Regions from separate parts of the Homo sapiens genome. Here regions 2 and 3 are each linked to region 1. A link is an interaction called in ENCODE POLR2A ChIA-PET data of the cell type or tissue named here. Cell type or tissue: OCI-LY7. All regions are shown on one strand. Each heading gives the region's core, and the rest is flanking DNA. Links, peaks and the distances in the headings are about the cores only.

Region 1 (5,611 bases), core at 237-5,236:
AGTGGCTAAGAACCACAAAACTACTAATATACCCAACCAAATTTTCATCCATTTGTTTATTTTAGTGTATCTCAAGATTGTTTCCATACCACTCCTCCATTTATTGACTACCTGTGTGCCTTATTTTAAGCATGCTTGGCTGGGTGCATGGCTCACACCTGTAATCCCAGCACTTTGGGAGGCCGAGGCAGGCGGATCACCTGAGGTCAGGAGTTTGAGACCAGTCTGATCAATATGGTGAAACTCCATCTCTACTAAAAACACAAAAACTAGCTGGGCATGGTGGCATGCGCCTGTAGTCCCAGCTACTCAAGAGGCTGAGACAGGAGAACTGCTTGAACCCGGGTTGCAGAGGTTGCAGTGAGCCAAGATCACGCCACTGCACTCCATCCTAAGCGACAGAGCAAGACTCCGTCTCAAAAAGAAAAAAAAAAAGAAATTAAGCATGCTTTAGAATATAAAAGACATGGTCCCGGCCTAAAGGAATTTACATCCCTGTTTGCTGGACATTCAAAATGGTATGTCAATTAGTGAATAAAACCGAAGTACCTAAATACATATCAATACAGAGGCTCCAAGTTTATTCCCCTGAATTTGGGATTAATATAAAGAGTTTTTAAACAATCACAGACCCATAACCAAGCAGAAACATTAAAAAAATATAATACTTAAAAGCTATTTAATTATGCATGGGGGAGAAACTGTTTTGTAATGTTTATCAGGAATCTCTTGACTCCTTTCCACCTCCAAAGAAGAGCTCTGATACAGGTTAAAGATACAAGTCTTGTGATACACAATTAGTCTTCTATATTAGAATTTTGTTTTTACTGATAGCAGCCAAGGAGTTTTAAAAAGAACTGGGCTGCTCTGAATACCTTCTTTTTAAAATGAAGCCAACTATTCTTCTGTAGCTAACAATCAGGCATAAGGATACCTCCTGATCAGGGGATTCCTTTTTAAAATGAAGCCAACTATTCTTCTGCAGTTAACAATCAGGCATAAGGATACCTCCTGATCAGGGGATTCCTCTACCTGTTTCTCAACTAAGGTTTCTCAACTAAGGACAGGTTGACAGGAGTTGGCTACAAGCCTTAAAGTGAAAGGCTTCTCTCACAAGAAAATCTTAGGATCCGCAGAACAGGACCAGGGTATGGGCTCCAGAGAAATGGGCCAAGAAGGCCATGTGGCCTGAGCCTCTACGAATACTGGTTGCCTAAAAGGGTATAAGAAGGATGGGGCATAAGGGCCCAAAGGCTCACCCAAGGTCCAAGCTATCTAATCTGGGTCAAAGACAGACTGGAGGTAGGGGCAAATGCCTACCTAGTAATACAGAACATGTGTCTAAAGTTTCCTGTGATCTGTACATTCCCTGGCAGTACCTAACTGATAAAGAATTTGGGGATCTTAAGTGAAGCAAAATAATCAATGATTTAATAATGAATGAAGAGGGGCTATCTGATATAAATGCATAAATAATTACAAACAATGTGGGATAATACAGGCTACAGCATACAATAAGATTTTTCTCAGCCAAGCATGATGGCATGCACCTGTAGTCCCAGCTACTCAGGAGGCTAGAGTGGGAGGATCACTTGTGCCCAGGAGTTTGCGGCTGCAGTGAGCTAAGATAATGCCACTGCATTCCAGCCTGGGTGGCAAAGTAATACCCTGTCTCAAGAAAGAGAAAAGAAAAATGAAGATTTTTTTCTCTTTCTAGGTTATTTCACATGTGAAATATCACAACATTCAAATATTAAAAACAAATTATGCAAATCTTTTGCCTACAGACAACATTTTAGTTGCTCTGTAAAGCTGTCCTGGAGAATACAGCTTGATTGTTCTGGAGAATATAGAAAAAAAATGGGGATCATAAGGACATACTATTTGATAAACACTATTCTAGGCACTGGGCATCAACTGGTGAACAAAACAAAGTACTGATCTCAGAGTGCATAAAACCTAACAGGGAAAAGACACACACACGAAGTCAGGTAATGACAGGCGATATGCAAAAGACTAAAATAGAGGGATGTGGAAATGAGTAGCTAGTTATTTTACACTGTATATTGAGGAAAGTTCTCTCTGCTGAGATATTTTTAACAGAAATTTAAATGCAAGAAAGAGCCAGTCAGGGAAGATGGTTAAGTTGTGGATAACAGGATATTCCAGATAGAGAAAAAAGCTAATGAAAAGCCGACATATGGCAGAGTTCGACTTGTTAGAACAGTGGTCCTCAAACTTTAACATGCTTCAGAATCATCAAGGATCTGTAAAACATGAGATTGCTCGGTCTCACCCACAGACTTCCTGGTTCAGTAGGTCTGGTGTGGAATCTAAAAATATGTGTTTCTAACAAATTCCCAGGTCCTGCTGACATTGCTGGTCCAGGGATCACACTTTGAGAACCACTGTGTTAGAGGACTAGAAAGAAGGCAAGTGTAGCTATAGTACCTAACCGTGCGGGCAACAGTGGTACCAGGTGAGACCACAGAGGTAAGGAGGGAACAAGTCATTCAACACTTTATACTTCACCATAAAAGTTTGAATTTTATTCTCAGATTGGAAGCAGTTACGGTAGCTTTGAAGCAGGAGAGTGATATGATCTGATTCATGTTTCAAAAATATCACTGTGAAGGGTTAAAGATAGTAGGAGGTAAGGGGGTAGGGAAGACTACAAAAGGTAACACGAGAGATCTATTGTCATGATGAAACAGTTCTTAATCTTGATTGCAGTGGTTATACGAATCAACACAGGTGAGGACATGACACAGAACTATATTTAGACTTTATTCCAGTATCTGTTTCCTGGGTTCTATAGTTACATAAGATGGAACCAATGGTGGGGGGATTGGGAGAAGGGTACAAGTATGGGTCCTTTCTATATAATCTTTGTAACTTCCTTTATATTTGTAATTACTGAAAACAATTTTTTAAGATATCATCTTGGTTGCTGTTTGAAAAACAGGCAATAGGGAATCAACAGCAAAAGGAGGAGATTACTACAGTACCCTAAGTAACAAATGTTGGTGGCTTAGACTAGGGTGGCTGTACTGAAGATGGAGGGAAGCAGGCAGATTTAGGACATATTACAAAGGCAGAAGCAACAGGCCAGCAGACACGACTGCTAAATTAGTTTCACACACACTCCTACCACCCAGCTTTTAGTCAGCATTTATAGTAAAAACATCTATTCAAATATTTTTTTTTTCTTTTTTTCCAGGCAGGGTCTTGCTCTGTTGCACAGGCTGAAGTGCAGTGGTGCAGTCACAGCTCACTGCAGCCTCAACCACCTGGGCTCATGTGGTCCTCCCACTTCATCCTCCCCACCATAGCTGGGACTACAGGCACACACCATCACACCTGGCTAATTTGTGTCTTTTTGGTAGAGATGGGGTTTTGCTATGTTTCCCAGCTAGTCTCAAACTCCTGGGCTCAAGTGATCCTCCTCACCTCAGCCTCCCAAAGCACTGGGATTACAATGAGCCACCATGCCTAGCCCCAAAATATTTTTAAATCTTTACCAGATCAACTGTTAAACATATATGAAATATGATGTGTTAATGGACTATAACTGGAATTGTGTATCAGTCACATTGATCAGGGGTCCCCAACTCCTGGGTCACAGACCAGTACTGGTCCATGGCCTGTTAGGAACCAGGCCAAGAGGTGAGCAGTTGGCAAGTGAGCAAAGCTTCATCTGTATTTACAGCCACTCCCCATTGCTCACATTACTGCTTGAGCTCCACCTCCTGTCAGATCAGTGGTGGCACTGATTCTCATAGGAGTACTAACGCTGTTGTGAACTGTGCATGCGAGGGATCTAGGTTGCATGCTCCTTATGATAATCTAACGCCTGATAATCTGTCACTGTCTCCCATCACCTTCAGATGGGACCATCTAGTTGTAGGAAGACAAGGGCAGGGCTCTTACTGATTGTACATTATGGTGAGTTATGTAATTATTTCATTATATATTACAATATAATAATAATAGAAATAAAAGGCAAAATAAATATACTATGCTTGAATCATCCTGAAACCATTCCCCCAACCTCAGTCTGTGAAAAAACTGTCTTCCACAAAACTGGTCCCTGATGCCAGAAAGGTTGGGGACCACTGATACAGATGACTATCATAATCATGAGTTTCTAAGTTATTTATGTGGTAAAAAATAGGAAGCTACAATGGTGGGGGTTGGGGGCAGGGAGGAGACAACAGTAAAGTAAAGGAGAGAAAAGAATTGGGGACAATGCCTAGATTTTTAGTTTTAGTAACTGGTTAAGTGAGCAAAGTTTGAGTAGAGGCAGATTTTGGAGAAAGGAAATCAAGAATTCTGATTTGGTCATGTGAAGTCTAAGATTCCCATTACACATCCATGTGGAGAAGACAAGAAGGCATTTAAATATGAATCTAGAGATCCAGATGAAGATCCTAACTGGAGATTCAGACTTAGGAGTAGTCAACATATATATGGTAGTTGAAATTGTAGGGTTGGAGGAGGTCACCCAAGGAGAGGGTATAGACAGAGAAGAGATTGCGGCCCATGAGAGAGCCACAATAAAATACAATAAAATATTCTAACACTTCCAGAACTTGAAACTAATTAGCTGGCCAATTCAATAAGATAATAACACTCTGTATTTTAAAAAGTAATGGAAACCTTGGCGACAATATGCTAAGGGAAATAAGTCAGACACAAAAGGACAAATATTATATGGTTCCACTCATATGAGGTACCTAGAATAGGCAAATTCATAGACAGTAGAATGGTGGTTACCAGGGGCTGGGGAGAGGAGGGAATGTGGAGGTATTGTTTAATGGGTACAGAGTTTCAGTTTGGGATGATGAAAAAGTTATAGACATGGGTAGCAGTGATGGTTACGCAATGTAAATAGACACGTATTTAATGCTGCTGAACTGTATACTATAAAATGTTAAACTTTGTATTATATATATTTTACCATAACTTTTAAAAAGTAATAGAAATCTATATGAAAAATTGCAGATCTTTTATACTCTATAATTAGTTCCAAGTAAGGATTTCCAATGATTTTTACCACCACAACATGATAATCATTATGATTCCACTAAGAAACGTTATTTGGCATCTTATTTATCTAGATCTTTTCATTACGTGAACTATGATCAGGAACATGCAATTTCATAGCCCAACTTGTAGCCTAAGCCATTCCCTCCTCCCAAACCTGCTCTTTCAAACATTATTACTAGCCTGATCCCATTCTAGATCCTACATATATCCAATGGAGTTTATGCCTTCAGCGTCAACCTTTCAAGGAACTTGTGCTATTTGTTGGAGTTAGTCCTCCTTAAACTCCCTATGTTATCCACTGTTGTAAAAAACAATTACTGTTATGATGTAACCACAAACTGTCGAAGACAAACTGTCACAGCTAACATGTAAGAGATCAGCAAGATAAAGAGACCTAGGTGAAAGACAGAGGCTCACAATATCCATAAAACTGGAATTTGTTGACTCCAAACTTGACAAATTGCTCCAGTGTACAAACGGAGCTGTTAAGAATGAGAATTTGGAATATCAGGAAAACCAGGTCATTTTAATCTTTGCTTTTTGGTGTTACTTCTAATGCTAA
Region 2 (5,611 bases), core at 1-5,000, 130 kb after region 1:
ATTAGAGTACTTTTTTTTAAGTAAGTTAAATTTTTTTTTACAATGTGATGGGATCGTGGGGTGGTGACGTTGGCAAAGGCAGTTTTGGTAGAGTGGTGGAAACTGATGCCAGAGTGCCTGGGTTGAAAGAGAGTGGGAGAAGGGGAAATGAAACTAGTGGGGTATCAGCTACCCTTTTACTAACCTTAGCCATAGAGGGAAGTGAGAGGTAAACCATTAGATGGAATTGGTGGAGCATTTGTGTTACGATTAGAATCCTGGGCTGCTGGGAGTAAGGCAGTAGAGAATGTACCAGAGAAAGAGAGAAAAAGGAATTAATAACTGGAGCAAATGTCTGTGGGGTTTACAATTTCAGAGGTGGGGCATTTCCAGGTGATGATGAAATGGACAGAGTGTGAGAGTTGCTAGCTGTTATGGAACAATAAAGAAGCTCCTTGAGCCCAAGATGCTTTTCATTTATTTATTTATTTATTTTTTAAAACACAAGGCCTAGTTCTCTACTGGAGTGCAGTGGTGCGATCAGAGCTTACTGCAGCCTCAAACTCCTGGGTTCAAGTGATCCCCCCACTTCAGCCTCCAGACTAGCAAGGACTATAGGTGCATGCTGCCATGCCTGGCTAATGATTTTATTTTTTGTAGAAATGGAGTCTCACTTTGTTGCCCAGGCTGGTCTCAAACTCCTGGGATGAAGTCATCCTCTCCCCTTGCCCTCCCAAAGTGTTGGGATTATAGGTATGAGCCACCACACCTGGCCCCAAGATGCTTTGAAGCTTCAAGGGAGTTAAGTAGAATTACTCATTCAACAAATATTTTCAAGCACCTCCTAAGTGTCAGGCATTGTTCTAGAAACTGGAGTTACATGTTGAGTAGAAGAGATAAACACCATTCTCTGTAACAAGAACTGACAGCAAATGTGTAAACAAACAAGAGAACTTTTTTTTATATATACAGAAAATATAGCTACTAGGAAAATAAAACAGGAAAAGGTGTTGTTTTAGCTAAGATGAGCAGGAGTGCAGGCTGGATGTTAGGTTGAATGTTACTCTGGTGCCCTTGAGGAGGAGGAACTAGAGACTTCAGTAGCAACAGGCAAATGGCTGGCCAGGTAATTGGGAATGGGGTGGAATGACGGCTTTTGCGGATTACAAGGAGGTACATCTGCAGAGGGAATTAAGGACAACCTGGGTGTCCTGGAAGCCCATTTGAGTTGGAAACGGTAATGGTGGATTTTCCAGCTCTGATACTTTCTTAGCTGGAGACAATTAAGGAGAGAAGATAGAGGGACAGGCATTAATTAACACGAATTATTGCTTTAATCTTGAACTTAGAGCTATGAGCAATGGGCTTTTTAGAATTTAATTTCTTTTTTTTTTTTTGAAACAGAGTCTTGCTCTGTTGCCAGGCTGGAGTACAGTGGCGTGATCTTGGCTCACTGCAACCTCCAACTCCCGAGTGCAAGTGATTCTCCTGCCTCAGCCTCCCAAGTAGCTGGGACTACAGTCGTGCACCACCATGCCCAGCTACTTTTTGTATTTTTGGTAGAGACGGGGTTTCACCATGTTGGCCAGGATGGTCTCAATCTCTTGCCCTCGTGATCTTCCCACCTTGGCCTCCCAAAGTGCTGGGATTACAGGCATGAGCCACCGCCCTGGCCTAGAATTTAATTTCTAACATTCTTCTAAATAGAGAGTATTTAGTGTCATTAGCTATTTCTTCCTTATAACAAGTGATAAAAACTAATCAGCTTATTTTTATTTTTCCTTTTTCTTTCTACATCTCCTTTTGGTCCTGGACAAGAAGGCTATTTTTATTTCTTTAGAATGTGAAATGTGAAATATTCATTTATCTATTAACAAATTGTGAAATATCTCTTATCTCCCTTTTTCTTCATTCCTGCCCCCCCGCTTTTTTTTTTTTTTTTTTTTTTTTTTTTTTTAAATGGAGTTTCACTCTTGTTGCCCAGGCTGGAGTGCAGTGGTGCAGTCTCGGCTCACTGCAACCTCAGCCTCCTGGGTTAAAGTGATTCTCCTGCCTCAGCCTCCCAAGTAGTTGGGATTACAGGTACCCACTACCACGCCTGGCTAATTTTTGTAGTTTTAGTAGAGACAGTGTTTCACCATGTTGCCCAGGCTGGTCTGGAACTCCTGACCTCAGGTGATCCGCCCAACTGAGCCTCCCAAAGTGCTGGGATTACAGGCGTGAGTCACCGTGCCCAGCCTCCCTTCATATCCCTTTTTTTTTTTTTTTTTTTTTTTGAGACAGAGTCTCGCTCTGTCACCCAGGCTGGAGTGCAGTTGCGCGATCTTGGCTCACTGCAACCTCCGCCTCCCGGGTTCAAGCCATTCTCCTACCTCAGCCTCCCGAGTAGCTGGGACTACAGGCACCCACCACCACGCCTGGCTCATTTTTTTTGTATTTTTAGTAGAGACGGGGTTTCACCGTGTTAGCCAGGATGGTCTCGATCTCCTGACCTTGTGATCTGCCTGCCTCAGCCTCCCAAAGTGCTGGGATTACAGGCGTGAGCCACTGCGCCCGGCCCATACCCCATTTTTTAAACCTTTCAAATATTGCAATTTTTAGAATGCATCTGCAACACAGAAAGCCTATGACTATCAAAAAACAATAAAACAGAGAAAAACAATAAAAATAGAAAGAAAAGCATTCAGTTTTCTTTTTGTTTCTTTTCCTTTTTTTTTTTTTTTTGGAGACAGAGTCTCACTCTATCGCCCAGGCTGGAGTGCACTGGCATGATCTTGGCTCACTGTAACCTCTGCCTCCTGGGTACAAGCGATTCTCGTGCCTTAGCCTCCTAAGCAGCTGGGACTACAGGTGTGTGTGCAACCATGCCCGGCTAATTTCTGGTATTTTTAAATTTTTTTGAGACAGAGTCTCCCTCTATTGCCCAGGATGGAGTGCAGTGACGCAGTCTCAGCTCACTGCAACCTCTGCCTCCTGGGTACAAGCGATTCTCCTGGCTCAGCCTCCTGAGTAGCTGGGACTACAGGCTCACACCACCATGCCTGGCTAGTTTTTTTGTATTTTTAGTAGAGACAGGGTTTTGCCATGTTGGCCAGGCTGGTCTCAAACTCCTGACCTCAGGTGATCCACCCGCCTGAGCCTCCCAAAGTGCTGGGATTACAGGCGTGAGCCACCGTGCCCAGCTCCCCTTCACACCCCATTTTTTAAACCTTTCAAATATTGCAATTTTTAGAATGCATCTGTAACACAGAAAGCCTATGACTATCAAAATCAGTAAAACAAAGACAAATAGAAAAGCATTCAATTTTCTTTTTGTTTCTTTTTTTTTTCTTTTCTTTTTTTTTTTTTTAGAGACAGAGTCTCACTCTGTCGCCCAGGCTGGAGTGCACTGGCATGATCTTGGCTCACTGCAACCTCTGCCTCCCGGGTTCAAGCGATTCTTGTGCCTTAGCCTCCCAAGAAGCTGGGACTACAAGTGTGTGTGCAACCATGCCTGGCTAATTTTTTGTATTCTTATTTTATTTCATTTTATTTTTGAGACGGAGTCTCCCTCTATTGCCCAGGTTGGAGTGCAGTGGCGCAATCTCGGCTCACTGCAACCTCTGCCTCCTGGGTACAAGCCATTCTCCTGCCTCAGCCTCCTGAGTAGCTGGGACTACAGGCTTGCACTACCATGCCTGGCTAGTTTTTTTGTATTTTTAGTAGAGATGGGGTTTTACCATGTTAGCCAGGCTGGTCTCAAACTCCTGATCTCAAACTCCTGCTCACCTCGGCCTCCCAAAGTGTTGGGATTACAGGCGTGAGCCACTGCACCCAGCTAAAAAGCATTCACTTTCAAAGTTCATGAGCCTTACAGTGGAGAAATATTCTTTATTTTACCCAGCAGAGGAGTGATATGGATTATTCCAGGCAGTGGCCTAAAAGCCTGTTGCTCCTGATAAGTGAGTCAGTTGAGATGAAAATGTTAACATATTTGAATAAATAAAAGTCAGTGCTATGCTGGGGGTGAAAATAATCATGGTTTATTATACCAGCACACATATCACAGAAAACTGAAAAATAATGTGGCGAGCCTCAACAGATACAGCAACCAATTTTTAAAGGCTTCCTTTAAATTTGAGATAGTAAGTTTTACAAAAGAATGTTTTGTTGGGTCCATATATTTGGGTCCAGAATATTTAGATCAAACCTACGTAAAACAACCCTTTCTAGACATGCAATAATATGATTCTGATGATATTTCATTTTGTTCCCAAAGCAACCAAGTAGAGGCAATGAGACAGAATGAAATGGAACTCTGGGTTAGTTAGGACACTGGGTGGTAATTCTGGCCTTATCACTAATTACAGTAAATAGCTAATATGATGATGGGGAAGTCACTCGATCTCTTTGGAATTTCTTATTTGCAAAATGATGGATTGGCCTTGGTTGTTACTGCCCCTTTCTGATTTAAAATAATATGATTTTTGGATTATTAACTATAAAAGGATGCTCTATTATGACCCTGGAGTGGCCCATAATGTACCTGCAGCTGAGTGTCCAGGGTCATGTAGAAATCTCCACGGCACCTTTCCTGCTTTTATGACAGATCTTCTTCTAGCTTTCTAGATTGATAAGGCAGTGGGAAGTAGCGTGTGAATGTTTGACTAATAGGTTGAAGCTGATTGCATGACAACAAATCATTTGGACCAGAACCTTCTTTAATTCAACAAGGCACAACACCTGAGTTTGAAACAAAATTTGAAAAGCTTCTGGTTTATGATAGTTAACCGAGCTCATGTGTTAACCTTTCCTTCCTTTCCAAAACCCTGCAGAAATAACCAAATTAATATAGAAGTGCTAAACCCTAAGCACTCATACCCCTGTGTATGAGTGCATTTTGTGTTGCTATAAAATAATATCCAAGGCTGGGTAATTTATTTATTTATTTATTTAGAGATGGAGTCTCTCTTTGTCCCTCAGGCTGGAGTGCAGTGGCGTGATATTGGCTTACTGCAACCTCCACCTTCTGCCTCAGTCTCCCAAGTAGCTGGGATTACAGGCGCCCGCCACCACACCTGGCTGATTTTTGTATTTTTAATAGAGACGGGGTTTCACCATGTTGGCCAGGCTGGTCTCAAACTCCTGACCTCAGGTGATCCACCTGCCTCAGCCTCCCAAAGTGCTGGGATTACATGCATGAGCCACTGCGCCCAGCCAAGGCTGGGTAATTTATAAAGAAAAGAGGTTTATTTTGGCTCATCATTCTGCAGATTGTACAAGAAGCATGGTGTCAGCATCTGCTTCTAGTCAGGACCTCAGGAAGCTTTCACTCATGGTAGAAGGTGAAGGGGGCGCCAGCGTGTCACATAGTGAGAGAGGGAGCAAAGTCTTTTAAACAATCAGCTCTCGCTTGAACTAATAGAGTGATATGTCACTCATTACCGTGGGGAGGACACCAAGCCATTTATAAAGGCTACGTATGCCCCATGAACCAAAGGCTTCCTACCAGGCTCCATTTCCGATTCTAGGAATCACATTTCAACAAGAGATTTGGAAGGGACAAACATCCAAACTATATCAGCCTGGAAGAGGACTGTCATTACACATGAGGGATTCAGGTGGCCATTGAGAATATGAACGTGAGAGCTGG
Region 3 (5,611 bases), core at 448-5,447, 190 kb after region 1:
CATACTCTGGTTGCGCTTGGTGTAACAACAACAAACATGGCTTCACAGGACCATCATAGTTTGGTCTGCTGCAGTGCTTGCTGCCAAAGCTTTGAAGGGCAGAAATGTCTGTGCCGACATTTGACTGTTAGTGTTTGTGCTTGTTAACACTGAGAGAATTTTAAAGTGACAGTCATCTTAAAATAATTTCTTATTCATAACCTTTGTAAGACATTTCTTCTCTGCCTCATATACCTTGAGTTTGTCTCTGATAAAATAAGGATAGTTGAGTATTTTGCCATGCTGATTAAATAGGTATTCTAATCTTATTAGGAGATAAATCTTCAGTTTTTCAACCATAAGGAAACCATGGGAACCGATAATATTTTATATGAATTAATAAAAGCACAGGGTACATAAATTTTGCCACTAAAATTATTCTTTTGTTCATTATATTTCAAAACTTAAATCGCCTGTAAAATGACACTAAAATGAGTATAGTTCTTTTTTTTTTTTTTTTGAGACTGAGTGTTGCTCTGTTGCCCAGGCTGGGTGCAGTGGCGCCGTCTTAGCTCACTGCAAGCTCTGCCTCCTGGGTTCAAGTGATTCTCCTGCCACAGCCCCCTGAGTAGCTGGGATTACAGGCACCCACCACCATGCCAGGCTAATTTTTTGTATTTTTAGTAGAGATGGGGTTTCATCATATTGGCTAGGCTGGTCTCGAACTCCTGACCTCCAGTGATCTTCCCGCCTCAAGCCTTCCAAAATGCTGGGATTACAGGCGTGAGCCACGGTGCCTGGCCCAAAATGAGTATAGTTCTGTGGTGCCAGTCTTGTGGGATGGGGATGGGAGGTGAGGGATGCAATAATTTTGGGGGAGGGGTGGGTGGTTGTACATTTGGCACCTGAAGATCTGAATGACATTCTTTCTGTTTCAAGGAAATTAATAATTTTCACCAGTAATTCCCAAACCTCCAGTTGGTAAATTGATTCCTGAGCTGAGGCTAAAAATGGATTTGATGGGTCCATTTAATGGAGACAAGTCTTTGGAGGTCCCACCGTGTGTGAGATGTCCTGGGTCTGAGGGCTTTGAATACTGTAGTGACTTCAGAGTTCAAGTATGTTATAGCCTAAGACGGAAGGAGAAATAGACCTGGGCTCCTCATGCTGTCTAAACTCCCGTTTTTATAGGATCTAGGCATGATGGCTAGCTTTTGTTATTATTGAATCTATACCATGTGCTAGGTCCTGTGAAAGGCTTATGAGGTGGGCACTAGCATCATCATCATTAACATTGATTGAATGAATGCCTACCGTCATCAAGTATGCTTGTAAGCACTTTCATTTGTCATCTCATTTAATCTTCACACCACCACTTTGAGAAAGGTGCTGTCATTACCTCTATGTTTTTTTTTTTTTTTTTTTTTGATATGGAGTCTCGCTCTGTCGCCCAGGCTGGAGTGCAGTGGCGCGGTCTTGGCTCACTGCAAGCTCCACCTCCCGGGTTCACGCCATTCTTCTGCCTCAGCCTCCTGAGTAGCTGGGACTACAGGCACCCGCCCCAATGCCTGGCTAATTTTTTGTATTTTTAGTAGAGACAGGGTTTCACCTTGTTAGCCAGGATGGTCTTGATCTCCTGACCTCGTGATCCACCCGCCTCGGCCTCCCAAAGTGCTGGGATTACAGGTGTGAGCCACTGCGTCCGGCCATTACCTCTATCTTATATAATAGATAAGGAAGCTGAGGCTGGGAAAAGTTACTTTGCTTAGGGTCACACATCTAGTCAGAGATGTGCTGAGACCAGGGGCAGTGTCACTCTGTACCATTAGAATAATGCATGTCTGTTGACTAAATAGAATCCCGTCATGACCCATTCTATTTTGGTTTACATACTCAAATGGAGAAGCTGCAGGGAAGGGGTTGATATTTTCTGATATAACCCTATCTTCCTAAAGACATCCTGAAAACCAAAACTAACCAGGGGCTCTTCCGTAGGTGAGAAACACCTAATTTAGTGCTGCAGCAGGTCACCAGCATAAGCTTAGGGAATAGAGGGCGGTCGGACTTCTGAAACCTCTTTCCCTGAAGACATATGACCATTTTGCTTTTGTTTATGGAATAATTTAGCTTCTTTGGTGGCATTTAAAACTGTAGTATAGTACTCAGCAAACATTAAAGAATACATCTAGAATCTGTTCATTCTAAGAAACGATTGATTTCTGTTTCATTTTACTATGAAACTGAAATGGTTTGACAACGTATGTGGCTTGAACAGTTACTGTCAAATTATTTCACGTACCATTACACAAACTTTAAGTCCTAACTTTGAAATTGCTTGTCATTTTCTTTAAATGGTGTAAGCTGATATAAATGAGGCTGCAGCGCCATCCTGTGGCTGAGCTGATTTAATCGTATGTATATTTCCTGCTCAACACCTGCAACATGCTCTTACTGGGGCCATGTTTTAGATATGGATATCATTTGACTTTTTAAAGTTTTTTTTTTTTTTTCCATGAAGAGAATAGTCCTGATGTATCCTATTAAATTTTTTAATTAATAGAAACAATTATTTGTAGCTTTTAAGGGTAAGAAAAAAATGCTACAAATTGAGTCATATTTTGAAAATGGCTTTTCCTGTTTAAACTTGAAAGATGGTTTTTCATAACCCTAAGTGGTTTATGGTGAGCTTCTCCCCTTTGTCAGGGCTCCTCTGTGTAGTGGAAAGAACACTGCATTTGGGAGTTCAAAGACCTGAGTTTCAGCCCCAGCTCTTTTGATTAGAGTGAGTTTAGCCTCATGGAGTCAAGCTAGGTTACTTTTAAGATCTCTTCTGGCACAAAAAACTTTGATTTTCCATAGCAAATCAAATACAATGTGAACAATTGTTAACTGAAGCTATTTTCATTTTGAAATGTGAAATTTCTAATACCAGGAGTCCTGAAGGATTTTAGAAAGATGTGAATTTAAAGGGGAAATTTAGGCATGGCTTAATCATATACCACCCAACCCAAACCACAACAATCTAAATGCAAAAATCTGAAATAGAGATTGTTAGGGAGCAGCAAATGTGAGAAAAATTCGAGGGTTTTTGGTGATATGATTAATTTCATATCAGTTCACAAAGTTCACAACAATAGCAATGACAGCAACAACAAAAACAGCAAGGAATCAACCTTAGTCTAATTTAGAAGAGGTACAGTGTCCACAACCAGGGACTGAAAGCATTCACTGTACTGTGGTCTAGCCATACACCCTGAAAGGATGCTGGCAACCTGGGGTAAAGCCACAGAAGGCCAATCATGGTGGAGAAGGGCAGTGCAGTTCCGTGAGGGATGGAAGTGCTTGGGGATATTTACCCTGGACGAGAGAGCTGAGGGAGAGGGCAGGCTACATAAATGTTTTTAGATTTCTGGATGGCTGTAATTTAGAAGTGAGTTCTGGATTGCTTTGTGCTGTTCTGGAAGACATGAGGACCAATGCACTGGAGGTATATTAAGGTGGATTTTATTTTAGATTATGGAAGTATTTTCCTAGCATGTCATGTACGTTGTCACTTTCTCCATAACAGCACTATTGTAATGTGAAAAAATACCCATTTTACAGATGAGAAAATTGAGGCGTAAAGAGGTAAAATGATCCAGCCACTAGGTGGTAAAATTGGGACCAAAATCCAGGTTTATTTGATTCTAATCTTGGACCATTTCTACTAAGCATCACAGGCCCCAGGCTGTAAGCCTTTTTCATTTTCCTTACCTCCTATACCAGCTAATCTTCAGAATCATATACTGGTTCCAGGCCAACAAATAACAATTGTATCATTGGAGTTAATTCCTAGACTACTGTTGACATGGTAAATGTTAATAAAAATGAGCAGAGAGGCTTATAATAAGACAAGACAGGCCGGGTGCAGTGGCTCATGCCTGTAATTCCAGCAGTTTGGGAGGCCGAGGCGGGTGGATCACTTGAGGTCAGGAGTTCAAGACCAGCTTGGTCAACGTGGTAAAACCCCCTCTCTACTAAAATAGAAAAATTAGCCAGGTGTGGTGGTGCACACCTGTAGTTCCAGTTACTTAGGAGGCTGAGGCATGAGAATCAATTGAACCCAGGGGGCGGAGGTTGCAGTAAGCTGCGATTGTGCCATTGCACTCCAGCCTGGGTGACAGAGCAAGACTCTGTCTAAAAACAAATAAACAAACAAAAAAGACATTTTAGGATGTCTTCCAAAATGGCTTGAGATTTTGAGCTTTTAAATTATCTTTTACTTTTTAAATGCTTGTTTCTTCTTGACACGTTATTTATGGTATTTTTGGTTTGAGTAATCAGCAACTTGTGCTCACAACTTAGAATTTGATTATATTTAATACAATTATCATTATTAACTTCAAATGAAAACAAATCCAATGGTGCCCTTTATTTTGCAGGCCTTAGAGTATCTCCTGTGGGCCAGCATGTGTATGGAGTCCTTGGTCCCGCTCCTGTCACTCAGGTACTTGACATGGCGCGCTACTCTCTACACAGCTGTTTGCCAGTGCTGCTATGACTGCCATGCCGGGATTCACGGAGAGGTATGCTGCTTTTTAACTCTGAGGAGTCGAGTTTTTTTTTTTTTTGAGATGGAATCTGGCTTTGTTGCCCAGGCTGGAGTGCAGTGATGTGATCTCGGCTCACTGCAACGTCCACCTCCCAGGTTCAAGCGATTCTCCTGCCTCAGCCTCCTGGGTAGCTGGGATTACAGGCATGCGCCACCATGCCCGGCTAATTTTTGTATTTTTAGTAGAGACAGGGTTTTGCCATGTTGATCAGGCTGATTTCGAACTCCTGACCTCAGGTGATCTGCCTGCTTTGGCTTCTCAAAATGCTAGGATTACAGGCGTGAGCCACTGTGTCCAGGCCCAATATTTTAAAATAGAGCGTATCCAGCATTTTCTTCCTTAGATGCCTGCCAGGGGAAAAACAAAACCCAACCAAAGAATTGAAATGAAGAAAAGACAAAAGTTCAGCTTTATTTGCACAAATTGGCTTGGCTTTTCCATTGTTTTTCTCTCTCACCCTCCTTTCTGCTCTCTCCTTTATTCTCTATTCATTTTCACCTTCTTTGCTCCATTTCTGAGTAAGATTTTTGGAATTTTAAAAATTAAGATTTTTATTTTTAAATGACAAATAATAATTGTATATACTTATGAGGTACAATGTGATGTTTTGTTGAATGTATGCACTGTGGAATGATTAAGCTAATTAACATATTCATCTTCTCACATACCTTTTTCTTGTAGTGAGAACACTTAAAATCTATTTACTAGTAATTTTGAAATATGCAATACGTTATTGTTAACTATGATCACCATGCTGTGCAATAGATCTCAAAAACTTCTATCTGTTGTCTTTCCATCCTCACTTTGCTCTTGAATACAAGCCACCTTCCCTCCTCGTTTAGTTTTGTGTTCCTTATCACTTAGTATGTACACTCTTGTCTTGCTTTTCTCTGCTAACCACCATTTAGTACACTTTGTTTTTCTTTTGTTTTCTTTCTTTATTTTTTAAGACAGAATCTTGCTCTGTTGCCCAGGCTGGAGTGCAGTGGTCTGATCACGGCTCACTGCAGTCTTAGTCTCTGGAGTATCTGGGACTACAG

The links. Peaks named below come from ENCODE experiments on the same cell type or tissue, not always from the same donor. Only the 100,000 strongest peaks of a DNase experiment are listed, where the experiment ranks them.
Region 2: POLR2A ChIA-PET joins it to region 1 with 5 read pairs; 3 of 35 experiments call an interaction of 5 or more read pairs at or near these places.
Region 3: POLR2A ChIA-PET joins it to region 1 with 6 read pairs; 4 of 35 experiments call an interaction of 5 or more read pairs at or near these places.

The regions. Positions count from the first base shown.
Region 1 is chr12:96,324,349-96,329,959 of GRCh38, forward strand. The region is part of intron 2 of CDK17 (cyclin dependent kinase 17); the gene reads right to left. Among named protein-coding and RNA genes, the nearest start is that of CDK17, 73 kb to the right of the region's middle. In OCI-LY7, for the core only: a CTCF peak has its summit at 3,779 (motif pointing left); DNase peaks (open chromatin) are centred at 2,753, 3,213 and 3,743; H3K4me3 peaks cover 2,767 bases; H3K27ac peaks cover 4,123 bases.
Region 2 is chr12:96,456,624-96,462,234 of GRCh38, forward strand. No RefSeq gene overlaps it. Among named protein-coding and RNA genes, the nearest start is that of CFAP54, 30 kb to the right of the region's middle. In OCI-LY7, for the core only: a CTCF peak has its summit at 2,860; DNase peaks (open chromatin) are centred at 188 and 2,838; H3K4me3 peaks cover 891 bases; H3K27ac peaks cover 672 bases.
Region 3 is chr12:96,514,528-96,520,138 of GRCh38, forward strand. CFAP54 (cilia and flagella associated protein 54) reads left to right here. Exons shown (of 68, transcript NM_001306084.2): 6 at 4,401-4,544. Among named protein-coding and RNA genes, the nearest start is that of CFAP54, 28 kb to the left of the region's middle. RefSeq lists a silencer at 2,195-2,304. In OCI-LY7, for the core only: CTCF peaks have their summits at 2,396 (motif pointing left) and 2,596; a DNase peak (open chromatin) is centred at 2,364.